Regions from separate parts of the Mus musculus genome. Here region 2 is linked to region 1. The links are chromatin loops, found by intact Hi-C in ENCODE. Cell type or tissue: heart. All regions are shown on one strand.

Region 1 (8,000 bases):
AACCAGGTTTACTGAGTCAGCAATCCCCAGACTCCTGTCTTTGGACAACTGCTGGCTGATGAGAAGGTAATGATAAATATCAGCTCTCACTCGGGTTGTGTTTGAAACAGTGTTTCATCAGGTAGTCCAGATTGACTCAGCATTCTTTCATTTGTTTGTTCGTATGCTTGATTACAGAACTTAATCTTGGTTGTAATATTTTGAAGTGATGATGATGTGGGCACTGCTAGCCAAAACTGCAATTATCAAACATAATTTGCTTTTGTTTTAGATACAGGGTCTCACTATGTGTACCCAGATGGCCTTCACCTCAGAGACCTAACTGTCTGATTCCCAAGTGCTGGGATTAAATGTATCAGCCACTACTTATGGCCAATTATCAATCTTTAAAAGACATGGTTCAGGGGCTGGGCATGTAGTTCAGTTGGCATGTTTACCTAACACGCACAAAGCTCTGGGTTCAAGACCCAGCAGGGCATAGAACTGGACATGGTGGTATGTTCCTATAATCTCAGCACTAAGGAGATAGAGACAGAAGAATCTCAAATTCATGATCCTGCCCAAATTCTTATCTTCTTGCTACAGCCTCCCAAATGCTGGGATTATAGGGGTGTCCCACCATAGTCAGAGGCCTCTAATTATAGTCTAATTGATACATTTTTATTGATAGAGATGCATAAAATAATAGTGTGACTACCACTACATCTGTCCTAAGAAAACACAATATAGTAACAACAGAATCACAGTGAGCAGGAGAGAGCCGTGCCAAGCTCAAACAGATGTAAGGCCTGCTCTATGGCCAGCTGCAGCTCTCCAGGCCAAAGTGCTTCGCTAGTGGCTGCGTGGACCCATCTCTCACCCGGTACCACTGAGGCTTCTGCATTTCCTTTGGTTCCCGCTGCGTGGTGAGAATCAGACAGGCACGAAGGGCCGCTACAGCGCCTTCCCGGATGGCCTGCTTGGGGTCCCACACAGCCACAAAAATGTTGTCAAAGAAGGGCTGAACTTGCTGGAAGAAGAAGGTGGGGACACTGATGGCCAGCTCACGGAGAACGAGGACCTGGGAGAGAAGGACAAACACAACTCTTACTCCTACAAGGACTTGCTCTCTCGGGACACACCCCTGTCATCCTTGAGCATCTCCCACAAGGAAAAGCGAAGCCTGGCCCCAGGAGAGGCGAAGGATGACCGAGCAAGCACCCCAGGCTCAGTGAGCGCCTGTGGACAAGCACAGATGCTGGCGCCTACGGTGTTGTTGTTCAACACCGAGACAACAGGCCGAGAACCATGCCTGCCATCCAGGACAGTCAATAAACAGTTACTGGATGAAAACATGATGTTCAATTTTGTTACTACTTTCGTTTTAGAGAACGCTAGTGTCTTTAGTTAAGGCAGCCACGCTACAAAGTTGTGACTGACAAAGCCATCAGCCAGGGTTGATGCTTGTGCTTGCTCCTTCCTTGAAACCAAGCTGGGAACGCCGCCATCCTGAGGCACCCCTGCTTGCCTCCACCTCACAGCCTGGAATCCTTTTCCCAGGACAAGCTGCGGAAGGGAGCAACACACACAACGGGGCTCCTCTGCCCCCAGCCCTGGCAGGGCTCAGTCCCTGGGAACTCACAGCGGCATGTCTCCGGCCCTCATTTCGGTCAGCACCCAGCCACTCCAAGGCTCGCTTCACTTCAAACTCCACATATTCAGCAGTGAAAGTGTCCCCTGCCATCGCCAGGCGGCCAATGGCCTTGGACGCCATTTCCATGACAACTGGATCGCTTGAGGGGAGGAGGTTTCGAAGGTAGTTGGCAAATCTGCCAATTCTGGTGGAATTCCCACCTTCCACTCCTATGAGGCTGGCTAGAAAAGAAAGCAAAGATGACCATGTGGGTGGTGTGTTCTGGAATGCATATGCTGAACCCTGGGAGAGACCTTACTCCGCTCTCAGTATATTTCTATATGGAAGACAGCAGTTTTTCATTTGAACCAGCAGTTTGGATTTTTGTTCTGGAACTATGTACGTAAATCAAAATGACCTCATCTTAACACATCTGTGTATCTCATTCTTAAGACTGAGTGACAATTCACAGTACTTGTGGCCAGCTCTTGGGCAAATAGCACGCATTTCTACTTGTGTATCTATGAGCCCCACTGTGCCAAATCCTGCTCTACTGTGGTCAGACCCACCAGGGCCACCTAGGGCAGAAGAATGAAAAGCTGGCTTTTAGTCTCACCCTTGGCAAACTGGCCACAGAAGTCACCAGTTCTGAGACTCAGCTGTCAGTGAGTTTTGCCCGAGTCCCAGGACTTTTGCTAGAATTAGCACTCGTCTATGTGCAGCCTGTCTACGGGTGCCTTAAAATTCTTTTAAACTACAGATGAAGTAGATACCACTACTCCTTTAGCAAGTGCAGACAGAGTACAGTGAGCACCAAGTTGAGTTGTCCAGTGTCCCTAACAGTTGTTGCTACCAGAGGCTGTCCTTACCGATGGCCAAGATGCCACCCTTCCTCTCATTGGCATCTGAGCTGGAAACCAGTTCAAAAATGTGATGGTTCAGCTGGTCATAGAAGCGAGTAGACTCCTCCTGACTCATCTGCAAGGAAGATGTGCACAGAACAGATTTGTGTATTTGCACCACTGGTAAGGCAGTAGCGAGCTGGCAACTTGAGATTCAGATGGAGAGGTGGCAGGCACAGTTCAAACCAAAGACAAGGCTCATGCCCATTTCCACAGCTTTAAAGCGAAGAGCAACTGATCACATGACTCCTGTTTATTTAACAACTGCTTACTGATTCTCTACGATAGCAGAGATCAGCTTGTCTTAAAATCGTGATAATACCAGTGGGACACAGGTGAGTAGGTTAGTGTCTCTGCCCTCAACTGTGGTCTGTTTGGAAAGTTTGAGACTATCAGCTCTTCAGAGCCATCCCAACCACTGTCAGAGACAGAGAACCAAGGGGCTGGTGGTAAGAAAAAACACCATACAAAATAAACAGCTGACTTGAGACCATAAACACAAGCGATATTACAGAAATGTGCAATCTCTGCAAAGGAACCCACACGCTTCACAGACATGAAAACTAGTGTCCTCTCAAATACTGAGCTACAGTGGCAATCTAAACCAGGGGCGGCACAGCAGGCACGGTACCCACAGGCCTGGCCCCAGAGCGCCAGAGACCAACCTCTCGAAGCTCCATGGTGACGTAGTGCTGGAGCTCCTTGGCTGCTTTGGCCCTGGTCTCCTCATTCCGGCTCTTCAGTCCACTGGCGAACTGCTGCAGGACGCTCACGTTGCTAGATGTGGCGGCACTGGCGGTGGCCACGGCAGGACCCGTCCCAAGCATCTTGCCCTGAGGTTCTTTGGGGAAGAACATCTTTCAATATTGTTACAGGATATTTGAACCTGTTTCTAGTTATGGTGTAGCTCGACCCTCGGTACACACCTTTAATCCCTCTGGCTCGAATACAGACATGCCCTTAGTATACACGTTTAACCCTAAACAATAAAGGTTAAGTTAGTGTGTAGAAGGAAGCACCCATGTTTGAAAGTGATGTCTAATTGAGAGGCAGATAAAGTAACAAATCAGACAAAGATTTGAAAGAATAGGATATGGCCAACTCTCATGAGAAGAGAGGGGAAAGGGAAGCTACTTTAAGGAGAGTGTACAGGAGGGAGACAGTACAGTGAGGGGGTACAGTAGAGTTCATGGAGACAGTATAGTGAGAGGGAGAGTAGAGCAGCTGAGAGGGAGAAGAAGGCAGTTTTACTGGGAGTTTCACAGAGACAGACTGAAGAGAAAACAAGCTAGACACAGGAAAAGACAGCATGAGAAAAAGAATAGGAGGGAGGCGAAGATTAGAAAAGATTGCTAGAGTTAGTCTGAGGCCAGGCAGAGCAATTCAGGGGAGGCTGAGAGGAACCAGACTGAATCAATCAGCTGAGGGGTGAGCTTCAGCCAGAACAGCTGACTTGAGCCAGCCAACTAGAGATCAGAAAGAGCTAGAAAGGGTGAACTTATTCGGCAGCAAGTCTCAAGAGGCTGAAAACATTCTAGGCCTGGACTATATTGTATGGAGGGTAGAAGCTCCCAGGACTAGACCTAGGTTAGCAGATGGAGGTAGTAAGCCTCACAGACAATCAATACAGGTGAATAAAAGTTATTTTCACACATTTTTTTTTCAAATTAAAACATTTTAAACTTACATTTATTTATGTACACACACACATACACACACATACCACAGCATATGTGAGGTGAGAGGACAACTTGCAGGAGTTGTCTCTTTATGTGGATCCCAGAGATAAAACTCAGGCTGTCAACCCTGGCAGCAAGCACCTTTGTCTACTTAGCCATTTTGCTGGCCCCTTTAAAAATCTTTTTCTTTCATTTTTTTCAGCCAGTCTTCTATTCATAGCATGACCCTGAACTCACGCCACAGTTGACGGCCTGGAACCACCAAGCTAGGAGTCGAAGGGTGCTGAGATTCCAAGCTGGGCTCTGCATGCTGCAAGCATTCTACCGAGACGGAACACCGTCCCCAGCCCCATCCTTCAATACTCTATAAACTCTGTTAGTAAATTCCTCTGTGGCCTTCCTAACACGGATTTCCACTCATTTATGCCAGGCTTGGGACTCCAGAGACTACCTGGGCTTAAATCCTGAGGCAAAGTCACCTTCCTTAAGGGGGACACTTAAGACTCCTCAATTTCCATGGCACCTCAGTAGAAGAGCCTAACTCGTGGGATAAGGTGAGGATTTACACATTTAAAAGTGTTTCTGGGAGTGCAACACACAGCTCTTCTTCGCTTTTATAACTATTGTAGATGTGGTCTAAAGTCAGGAGTAGGGCAGAAGAGAGAGAACTAAAACTAAGGTTTCTCCTTTCCTCAGACTGTCATTTGCAGGAGTGTATGGAGTCTACAGCAGTCTGGCCCAACAGAAATATAATACAAGTCACGTGAGTCATTTTATGTTATTTTATTTTATTTATGCATGACTATCTGAGTGTATGCCACATATGTGCAGAAGCCTGCAAAGGTCAGAAGAGGACATTGGAGTCCCTGGAGCAGGAGTTGCAGGCAGTTGAGAGTGGCCTGACAACTGGGGTCCACTGGATGAACAACAAGTGCTCTTAGGTGCTGAGATATTGCCAGCCCTCCATGTAATTTTAAATGAAACAGGTGAAACTCACAGGGCGTACTCGATCCAATAATTCAAAAACTCATTTTGAGACCGAGTTTCCAAAATCTCGCATTCAACTATCCCGATCTGGATCGGTCATACCTCAGCAGCTACATGTGGCTACAGGCTGTTGTATGGATGGCATAGTGCAGCTGTGCAGGGTACTAGCATGGCTAGCTCGTCTCATCCATGGATTCTGAACCTGGAGAGTCTACCAAGGATGGACAGAATATCCTAGGGTGTGGGTGGGAGGGATGCCTCAGTGGGAAAGGGAGCTTGCTGCTAAATCTGATGACTGAGTTCGATCTCTGGGACCAACAAGGTAAAGGAGAGAACTCCTATAATTTGTCCTGACATCAACGTGCACACCACTGCATGCACGGCACCTCCCACCCCCCATCAATAAATAGTGCTCTTGTCATTATTTGCTACATGGTAGAGTATAACAACCATTCATAGTGTATGGTACAGTATAACAACCATTCATAGTGTATGGTACAGTATAACAACCATTCATAGTGTATGGTACAGTATAACAACCATTCATAGTGTTTGAAGGTAAAAGCAAGGGAGGTGTGATTTAAAGCATACAAAAGGTTATATACAAGTACTGCACCATTTCATAGGACGAACAGGCATTCACTGGGTTGGGAAGGCAGTTCTAGAAACAAATACATACATACACACACACACACCATAGGAAATAGCAACACACTCAAATGGTGAGCTCAACACTATCACTCATTTTTCAACTATGTGATGTTTGTTCCCTCAATAAGTTTACCATCCAGGGGACCCCAATAAAGTGGCCATTAAAAAGGGGCTAGCCCACTATGCCATGGCAGTAACTAACATATACACCTATCCTGCCAGAGTATACTAAAAAACAAAAACAATTCCCGAAGCACTCTGGCTTTGAAAGAATCTGTGAGACACAGCCTAACATGCACAGAACCCCTTGTTCAATCCCCACCACCTCATAACCAAGGCACGATGCCACACATCTTTAAGCCCAGCACTGAGGGAGAGGCAAGAAATTCAAGGTCATGCCGGGGTTAGGGATAAACACAAAACATAAGGAGTAAAATAGTCTTGAAAGGCTTTCAAACGCTACACTACAGGGGGAATAAAATACTATAAAAGGAACTGGGCCGTTTTAGAGCGGAAGAAACCACTACTGAGCGTGTAAGCACACGAGGCAGCGGGAAGGAGACCGACTTGGACTTTCTATTCTCATCACGTCAGTAATTAGACAGTCACTTGAAGGTTTACCCACAAGCCAGCTGCCCCAGGCTGGATTCAAAGTAACTATTTGAGTCACAAATCCCAAAGGTTGTGAGAATGCCTTAGGGGAATTCGAGTTGAAAGGTTGAAACGTGAAGGGAGGGCGTGACCCTGAGGCTGACCCTGCGTGGGCGCGGAGGTCTGGGTTCCTGGCAGGTCTCCATGGTGAAGTGTAGGGGGCAGATCCCGAAACTGGAGCTCCTGGGGACAGGCTCCACCGTCAGTAGGTGGGTCTGGAGTTCCAGGTCCTGAGCCCGAGAAGGAGACCTAAATGCTCCACGGAAGGCCCGGAGCAGATCCGCCAGCCTGCGGGGGTCTCCCCGAGGGCGCGGAGCTGGTGCTGGGGCGCTGTACGGTTCAGACAGGCGGCTTCCCGGGCCTCCCCCAGCACGGCCCACACTGGCTGGGAGTCTGGCCGTCCCGCCAGCCGCAAGCGCCCGACTCCAGGCCCCAGACTCACCGCGCGGCTTCGGCCACCGCCTCAGCTGCCGCCGCCGGAGCCGGTACCGCCGCTTCAGGCCCCCAGCCTCAACACCCGCCTTCCCCGCTGTCTTCTAGGCCAGGGAGGTGGGGAGGGCGGGCTCGTAAGCGCTACAACCAATCAGCGGGCCGAGCTCGAAGATGGGGAGGAACATCCACCAATAATCATGAAGAATTGGAGCTTCGGGACCGGCTTCTCGAGGGCGGGGATTGTTCAAATAGACAAAACGAGCAACCAGTGGCAAGCAAAAGGAGGCGAAGGACTATTCCGAAGAGCCAATCAGTCGTGAGTTGACTTCGGTCACTTCCACGAACACTTCCGGTACGTCGCTACTACAAGTCCCCTCCACACACGCTGTGACCGTGTGGAGCCACGGTTTGGTACCCTAAGGACCTGTTGAAAGAACTGGGGCAGAGGTTAGGGATCGTGCTCGGGATGCTGAGAAGGGGCCGAGTGTCCGACGCTCTCGAATCACTGCAGAAGACATATCTTGGAAATCGGTTCACTGAGGAACTCTTGCTTTCTCGTTTGTAAAACTGAATATGCATTTGCAAGGGTTTTTTTGTTTTTGTTTTTGTTTTTTTTTATTCTCACTGTCCCCAAATTGCCTTACTTGTGAGCTCATTCTCAGGATAAGATGATCACCGAACTACTTTAAATACAAGATTTTAAAGAAAAATCCTTAAAAATTTTTTTTTATTTTTCAAACGGGCAATAGCCGGAGCTAGGGATGTAAACCAGTCGATAAGAGTGTTTGCCCACCCCGGCGTGGTGGTGCACGCCTTTAATCCCAGCACTTGGGAGGTAGAGGCAGGTGGATTTCTGAGTTCGAGGCCAGCCTAGTCTACAGAGTGAGTTCCAGGACAGCCAGGACTACACAGAGAAACCCTGTCTCGAAAAACCAAAAATAAAGAGTGTTTGCCCGATAGGCATGAAAGTCGTGGGTTCAATTCCCAGCACTGTGTAAAGTGCATGCCTGTCTTCCCAGAACTCTGGTGGTGGAGGTTTAGAGGGTCAGAAATTCAAGGTTGAACTAGGGAGATTTCTCAGTGTTT
Region 2 (8,000 bases), 140 kb before region 1:
TGGCGAGGGCAGGAAAGGGTTGGTGACTCCTGCTCTAGCGAGCCTTACATGCAATTGTGGGGAGAGCAGACACGAAGACCCGTAACTCGCTCCTCTCCAGAAACCGGAGCCTTGGTTCCAGCAAGAGGCTGCGATGCAGTGGAGGGTCAGGTTCAGCACCTCGGAGAGAGGCCAGGCCCATGCAGGTAACTTTGGAAACCTGGGAAGGATTTGAACTCAGGTTTATATCCACAGCAGAAGCAATGCCTCACTGAGAAAGTATGATGCACCCTGCTTCAATCCATAAGCTAGGAACACTCTTGCCCGTGGGCAGTTGAAAAGCTATAGCTTCAGGCTGCCCTACCTGGACCCTTACACTGGGCCCTAGAGCAGGCTCCCTAGAGCTCACAGAACACCCAACATCCGGCAGTACCACTGGTAGGAACAAAAATGAAAAGGTCAGAGGTCATGACTGAGCTTGTTATAAATACACATGTATTTTGTTGGGTCACAGGGCATAGGCGGTGCTGTACAGAGCTGGTATAGGCGTGGGGCTGAACGCCACAGAGATAGACAGACAGAGACTGAGTCCACCCAGCAGGGCAGGCCAGGCCAGGCCAGGCCAGGCAGCATCGTGGGGCCTGTAACACTTGGTTGGTGGGCAAGAGTCATCTGGGAGTCTGGTCCAGGACTGGTGGTCCCCAGACAACTTGGAAGATCCTTGGTCCAATCCGATTGAGGTCTCGGGTGGTGTCACAGTGGCACCTGGATTCAGCTTATGTCATTGAGGGCCTGGTGGGACATGAAGGCAGTCAGGAGGATGTGCAAGCTGTGCAGGATGAGGCCCAGCAGGGAGCCTGGCAGGCCACTCACCTTCCGGGTGAACTCGGGCAGTACGAAGGCGGCACGGTGCATGTCCGAGTTATAGTATTTCAGCTGCATCTGCTCCACCTGGGCCTGTGTCAACTGCTGCACTGGCTCCCGGAAGTTGGTGCTCTGGGAACCAGGGACAAAGAGCATCAAGATGGGGCTCTTAGTGCCTGCCCTCGCCCCACCCTGCAGGCAGTCACCCCCAGCTCACCGGGTTTTTGCTACACAGCATGAAGCCGATCTGGCCGCTGGGATAGGTAGGAATGCTACAGTAGGCGTAGTCCACCACGGGGAAGAGAGATTTGCAGAAGTGCCTCATCTCCTTGATGAGGTCCAGGTGCAGCCACTGGCACTCACCCTGGCAGCACAGGATGCCATCTTCTTTGAGTGCTGTCTTCATGAGCTGGTAATAGGACTCCTTGAAGAGGCTCTCAGCAGGGCCTAGAGGGGTAGAGCATGGCCATCCTGCCTGAGACCTCCAGGCCACAGTCACCCACAGCAGCTCAGTGGCAAAGCAGGTGCTGGACCCATGTTTGTGGGATGTGGCCCCCTACTGCCTTAGCACCTGGGAGGCCCTGCATTCAAACCCTCCCCCACTGCACCATAGCACACCCGGATGCTGGCCAACAAGCACAGGGAAGAAGCCAAAGAGGAAGCAGAGGTCACTATGGACCAAGGCTAGACCCCCACCGTCCTCAGGCCTCCATCATCACATGGCTCTAGTCTGGGGCTGCTGTGTGCTGCAGGACGCGCGTGCCCTGGCTCACCCATGGGGTCTGAGGAGTCGGTGATGATGACGTCAAAGGCATCTTGGTTCTGTTTCATGAACTCAAAGCCATCGCCCACGTGGAGAGTCAGCTTTGAGCTGGAGAAGCCAACGGCCATGCCAGGCAGGAACTTCTTAGAGACTTCAATGACATCCTGAAGAGGGGGGAGAGGAAGGGCTGGGCTGGACTAGAGGCTGGGGACTCCTGGTGGGGTTTCTTTGGACAAGTCTTCTCTTTTGAAAACCCTTTCCCCCAGATCTACACCACCTCAGCTCTTCATGGTTTTCAGGCCTCAACTCCCTGCAGACCAAGTCCCATCTGAGCTTCTGCATTTTTGAGAGATGGTCTCAGATAACTCACGCTGGCCTCAAACTCTTGATCGTCCTGCTTCTACCCAAGTGCTGGGGCTGTAAGCATGCGTGGCTGCACACTTCCTATCAGCCTGTGTTCTCCATATCTTTTATCCCTGTCTGGCCTCATCATGTCATGCTGTGTTATGGTGTCTTCTCCAACCCAAACACCAGCTCTACACTCAGGGGCTCACCTGTCCATGGCCGTATCAACCCAGCACCTTGGGTAACACTCAGCATACAGTAAGTGCTCACTAAAACCATGCTGGGTCTCAAGGGGAGATGCCATAAGTTGTTGAGCTCTCTGGCTCTGCCTGGGCTCTGAAAGCACTAAGAGTTAACATCCATGGTGTGGTGTGTGCCAGGCCTTAACAATCTGGTTTTCCTACTGAACCCTCTTTTCAGACTGAGGAAACAGGGCAGGGATGGTAAGAACATTGCGCCTCGGGGTGCAGAGTCAGGATGGGACAGAGCTGACTCTGGTGACTCAAATCCAGGCCTCCTGGACTGCACCCACCTCATCAATCTCGCACTGGACCACCGACTCCACAGAGGGGTGCTTCACCACTTCCCGTAGGACGCCCCCATCTCCACCCCCGATGATCAGCACCTGGGCCAGGGAAGGACAAGTCAGGACTGAGCAGGCCCACTCCCACAGAACCTGATCTTCCCAGCTACAGGACTCTGAGTCATTCTCTACTCTCCAGAACGCTTCTGTGCCACGGGGTCCTTCCTGGCAGCCTGGGTTCCCCTCTCGGGGCTTCTAAGGAGACCAGCTCTCCCAGGAGCTCTATTCATCCTGACCGACCCGCATTTTCTGACAGTCATCTGGGTAGCATCTGCCCCCAAACATCCTCACCTAGTGTCAGCCCGACATGCTTTTCTAGGACCCCGAGCTCAGGGCTGAACCCAGGGGCAATGCGGTACCTTCCGCGGGTTGGGGTGGCTGCAGAGCGGCAGGTTGGCGATCATCTCCTGGTAGGAGAACTCATCCCTCTCAGTACACTGGATGACGCCATCCAGAACCAGCACGTTGCCGTAGGTTTTACTGCGGGCAGAGACAGTCGGGGACGTGGGTCCTGGGACACTGGGAGGTTAGGTCCCTGTCCTCCCTGGGCGTGCACGTGGCCGCCATGGGGTCCAGGGGTGGGCATTCGGGGTGACACGTGGCAGGCGAGCCACGTGTGGGGGCTGGGTGGGTCCCGGGGTCCCCTCGGCTGACGTGTCCCGATAGTGACACGTGGACGCAGGGCCGGGCCCAGCGCAGAACTTCTGACAGCTGCACCGGCGCGCGGCGGGCCATACCTGCGGAAGACGAGGATGTCTTGGTACCGCGATCGCCGGTGGTGAAGCAGCTGCTCCACTTGCAGCGACAGGGCCTGGCCGGGCCACAGGCTGCAGGTCTCTCGGAACCAGCCCTCACGGATGGCGGCGGGGCCGGGCGCGGCTGGGCCGTCGGGGCCAGGCTCCATGGCGGGCGGGCGGGCCGACGGAGCGCGTAGCGGGTTCGGGACTGCAGGGCGCGCGGACCCCCCCCAGCACAACGTGACCAGCTCTGCCCGCTGCCCGCGCCGCAACCTAACCCGCTCGGGGGCGGGGCCTACGGAGGGGCGGGACCCCGGCTCTCCAATGGCGGCGTGGGCCGGCCCGCAGCTTCACCAGGAGTTCATTGGCTCCCCGGGCTGCAACTAGCAGTGATTGGTTGGGCCGTGCTGTCTGTCAGCCGCAGCAGGGTAGTGCGGCCGGCTGCCGGGCCACGTGGGGAGAGGCCCTGGCGGCGGGAGGGTTCCGGGGCGGGCCGCGCCGGCGCAGCGGTTCGAGGGCTGGGGCCCATCCTTGGACCCCCGTAGGGTTTGAGCAGATCGTGTCTAGTCTGGGCGCACATGGGACTTTTATTTACTTGCGAGGATTGTCGCGCCATTTGGCTACTTTGCTCCGGATTGTCAGCCAGGAGCGGGTGGCTGCAGAATAAGAATGGAGCTCTTTCTAAATTTACCAGCTGAGGCCCCGCACATGCATATTCAAAACCAAAAAAGACTGGCGCGGCTTTTTTTTTCTTTTTACAAACTGGGTCTTGCTCCTTGAAGGGTGGGAGGGAACGTGGCTGTTTTTATGAAAATGTCAAGGAACTTATCAGAATCACATTAAGCATGCTAATTACCGAATATTAAATGCTAATTGCTCCATACACAGTTTGAATGCCAAAGAAGGAAGACGAACCACGAATAAGCTATTCCTGACACGGTGTCAGGGACGGTTTCTGACTGATACTCAGCAGCCTCCACCTGGAGTGGGAGCATGTCCCCTTGTCATAACGCACAGCTGAAGGGCATGAGCTGTTGCTTGGAGCCCTGTCCCTGCCTTGGCTGACTTCAAGCTCGCAAACGGAGGGAGGGAGGGAGGTCTACAAAGTTGCTACCAGGGCATCCAGGGTCACAATGGCTCAGATGGAGATTCGTGTCCAGTTTTACGAACTTGACGGGGACAGCATGTGTTGTGTACATAAAAAGATAAAGAGGGGGGCTGGAGAGATGGCTCAGCAGTTAAGAGCACTGAGTGCTCTTCCAAAGGTCCTGAGTTCAAATCCCAGCAACCACATGGTGGCTTACAACCATCCGTAATGAGATCTGATGCCCTCTTCTGGTGTGTCTGAAGACAGCTGCAGTGTACTTACATTTAATAATAAATAAATCTAAAAAAAAAATTTTTTTTTTTTAAAAAGAAGCCGGGAGTGGTGGCGCACGCCTTTAATCCCAGCACTCGGGAGGCAGAGGCAGGCGGATTTCTGAGTTCGAGGCCAGCCTGGTCTACAAAGTGAGTGCCAGGACAGCCAGGGCTACACAGAGAAACCCTGTCTCGAAAAACCAAAAAAAAAAAAAAAAAAAAAAAAAAAAGATAAAGAGGTATAAGAATATGTTTTATGGGGGTGTGGTGAGGGATGGGGGAAGAGGGTGCTTCAGCGGGCCCATGCCAAGGCATCCCTTCCCCCTGAGGGACCAGCTACAAGGTATAGTATAGAACAGTTTAGGGCATGGGGAGGGGAGTTAAGAGGGTAGTAGAAGCAGAGAGAGGGAGAGAGTAGAGAAATAGAGGCCAACGTGGAAAAAGGGGAGGGGGCAGAGGGAATGCAGAGATGCAGAGAGAGGAAAGAATAAGAGAGAAGAGGGCGGGGGGGGGGGGGCGGAAAGCAGCCCTTTTTATAGTGGGCCAGGCCTAACTGTGGGGAGGAGCATACCTGGCTGTTACCAGGTAACTATGGGGGCGGAGTCCAAACAGAATACCAACATTGTGGACTCAAGACTATCTACTGAGCAGCCTCCGTACTTACCAACCAGCACAGTTCTGCCTCTGGGCTATGGATGGCTGTTTATTTGCCAGAGGCCCCGAGCCAGAACGCAGCTTGCCAGAAGGCTAGGGATGCTTCCTGGAGATGGCAGCCCCTGAGGGCGGGCTGAGTTGAATCCATTACATTCCTCCCCTAGGAAGTAAGAGAGGGAGCAAAGTTGTTCCGGAATGTGCCCTCTAGGAAGACTGAATTGACCACACCTGTCAGATTTAGGAAGATTCCGATACTGGAAAAACGGCAAGTAAAGCCAGGCATGGTGGTCCATACCTCTAATTCTAGCACTTAATGAGGCAGAGGCATGTTTGGATCTCTGTAAGTTCAAGGTCAGCCTGGTCTACATAGTGAGTTCAGAACGATACACAATGCAACCCTCTCTACAAAACAAAACAACAACAAAACCAAAAAACTAAAAAGCCAACCAACCCCCAAATCCAAACAAAAAACTAAAGCAAGCGAACCAAAAACTAGGAATGCAAACTCCCCAAACGGTTTTGTCTTAAACAAAACTAAATGAAGCCATGTAAGCAGAAATCTTCCAGAGTGCCCAGTGGCCCAAAGTGCCAGCCAGCTGGGGACCTGGACGAAGGCCTGCGGTTTTGCCTTTAGTCTCACTAACCAGTCCACGGAAAACCACAGTGATATAGACACTCAGAAGCCAGGCAGAAAACTGATTTGTCTCTGAAGTCAGGAGTGCTGATGTGCACAAGGGAAGGAAGGCTGGGACAGTGACAAGCTGAGCCTGTCAGTGAACGGTGGCTGCTGGCCAAGGGGCTGCCACACGGTGGCTGTCACTGTACAGACCGGCCAGGCAGTCAACACTGGAGAGTCTTCTCTTTTTTTAAATGTGCACTGGTGTTCTGCCCGCATGTGTGAGGGTAGTCAGATACCTTAGAACAGGAGTTACAGACCGGTGCGAGCTGCCATGTAGGTGCTGGGAACTGAACCCAGATCCTCTGGAAGAAAAACCTGCCCTCTTAACTGCTAAGCCATCTCTCCAGTCTTAGCCTTTTTTTTTTAAAGAACTCAGCTGGGCTGTGGTGGCACACACCTTTAATTCCAGCACGTGGGAGGCAGAGGCAGGGGGATTTCTAAGTTTGAGGCCAGCTTGGCCTACAGAGTGAGTTCCAAGACAGCCAGGGTTATACAGAGAAACCCTGTCTCGAAAAAAACAAACAAACAAACAAAAAAAGAACTCAAAAGACCTGCCAGCTTCTTCCTCCTAAATGCTAGGTAAGGTTAAAGGCGTGTGTCAGGAAACAGCTGTGGCTGAATGGGAGCATATTTGACAATTATGCCAATTTTCTTTTTCTTTTTTTTTTTTAAAGATTTATTTATTTAATGTAAGTACACTGTAGCTGTCTTCAGACACTCCAGAAGAGGGCGTCAGATCTTGTTACAGATGGTTGTGAGCCACCATGTGGTTGCTGGGATCCGAACTTCAGACCTTCGGAAGAGCAGTCGGGTGCTCTTACCCACTGAGCCATCTCACCAGCCCTATGCCAATTTTCATATGGCACATTAAAACGCTTCTGGCAAGCTGCTTGAGGTGTCCCTGTGAGCATAGGGTCCTTACAGCACTCTCCTGACCACAGACCCCCACAGGCCACTAGGTCTCTCTTCTCCAGCACACCAGCGTTTATACCTACTGTCATCCTCCAGTTGGGTCCTCCTCGGTCTGATCAAGTGATTACCCTGACCCTCAGGCCCAGTGGCCTGAGCTACAGCTGTCTCTGAGCTGCTCAGGTGTCCCTCCCTCCCCGTGCCTGCCTTTTCTGAGAAAGGAAAAATTAAAAACGTTACTGTCAGAATGGTTAGCTCTATCGTTGACATGGCTGAAGCTATCTGGTGAGCAGGAACCTCAAATGAGAGCACACCTCTACCAGATTGGCCTGTGGAGCATTTCCTTAACTGCCAAGGGTGAGTGCAGCCCTCTGGGTGTGGTCCCACCCCTGGGCAGGTGGTAAAAGAGGCTGAACAAGCGATGGGGAGCAAACCAAACCCGTGAGCGCGTTCCTCTATGGCCTCTGCTTCAGTTCCTGCCCTGGCTTCTCTTAGCAATGGACTGGGATTGAGATGTACAGAAGCCAAATAAACCCTTTCCTCCCCAGCTCGCTTTTGCTCACTGTGTTTATCACAGTAATAAAAAGCAAACCAAAACCTTACAGTCTTTGTTTCCCACTTCCACAAGTAAATGTGACTCGTGGGAAATTGGTGGGATAAGGAATGAGGAGTCGATTCATCAGGGTTTCCCTGTGTAGACCAGGTTCGCCCTACAACTCACGGTCTTCCTGCCTCCTCCTCCTGAGGGCTAAGATTACATCCATCTGATCTGGCTTCTTCCTCCCTTCCACTTCTGAGCACTGCCCAGTGGCCACTTCTTGAGTTCTCCGCTCCCTCAGCCACTCTCAATGAAAGCTAACTGCTTACCTTTGTAATCTCCACCCAACCAAGCTTTTTGATTTGTCTGTTTACTTATTTAGAGACAGGGTTCCTCTGTGTAGCCCTTGCTGCCCTGGAACTCTGTAGATCAGGCTGGTCTTGAGATCTGTTTGCCTCTGCCTCTGGAGTGCCTGTATTAAAGGTGTGTGTCACCATCTCCTCTCTCTCTTTCTCTCTCTCTCTCCCTCTCTCCCTTCCTCCCTCTCTCTTTCTCTCTTCCTGTCTTCCTTTCTTTGAAATGGTTTCTTT

What was found. Peaks named below come from ENCODE experiments on the same cell type or tissue, not always from the same donor. Only the 100,000 strongest peaks of a DNase experiment are listed, where the experiment ranks them.
Region 2: it touches region 1 in a loop (2.7-fold over the local background); 1 of 42 quality-filtered maps calls a loop at or near these places.

The regions. Positions count from the first base shown.
Region 1 is chr4:148,447,612-148,455,611 of GRCm38, reverse strand. Mtor (mechanistic target of rapamycin kinase) reads right to left here and starts at 7,030. Exons shown (of 58, transcript NM_020009.2): 1 at 6,925-7,030; 2 at 3,180-3,355; 3 at 2,482-2,590; 4 at 1,622-1,854; 5 at 860-1,060. The coding sequence starts at 3,341. In heart, no CTCF peak of the experiment used is centred here; a DNase peak (open chromatin) is centred at 7,141; H3K4me3 peaks cover 2,111 bases; H3K27ac peaks cover 1,838 bases.
Region 2 is chr4:148,587,058-148,595,057 of GRCm38, reverse strand. It overlaps Srm (spermidine synthase), which reads right to left and starts at 3,545. Exons shown (of 7, transcript NM_009272.4): 1 at 3,272-3,545; 2 at 2,894-3,014; 3 at 2,484-2,576; 4 at 1,617-1,770; 5 at 1,061-1,290; 6 at 853-975; 7 at 439-771. The coding sequence starts at 3,438. The coding sequence ends at 751. It also overlaps a transcript of Masp2 not described here. In heart, CTCF peaks have their summits at 3,758 and 4,617 (motif pointing left); DNase peaks (open chromatin) are centred at 600, 2,657, 3,657 and 5,315; H3K4me3 peaks cover 3,026 bases; H3K27ac peaks cover 2,150 bases.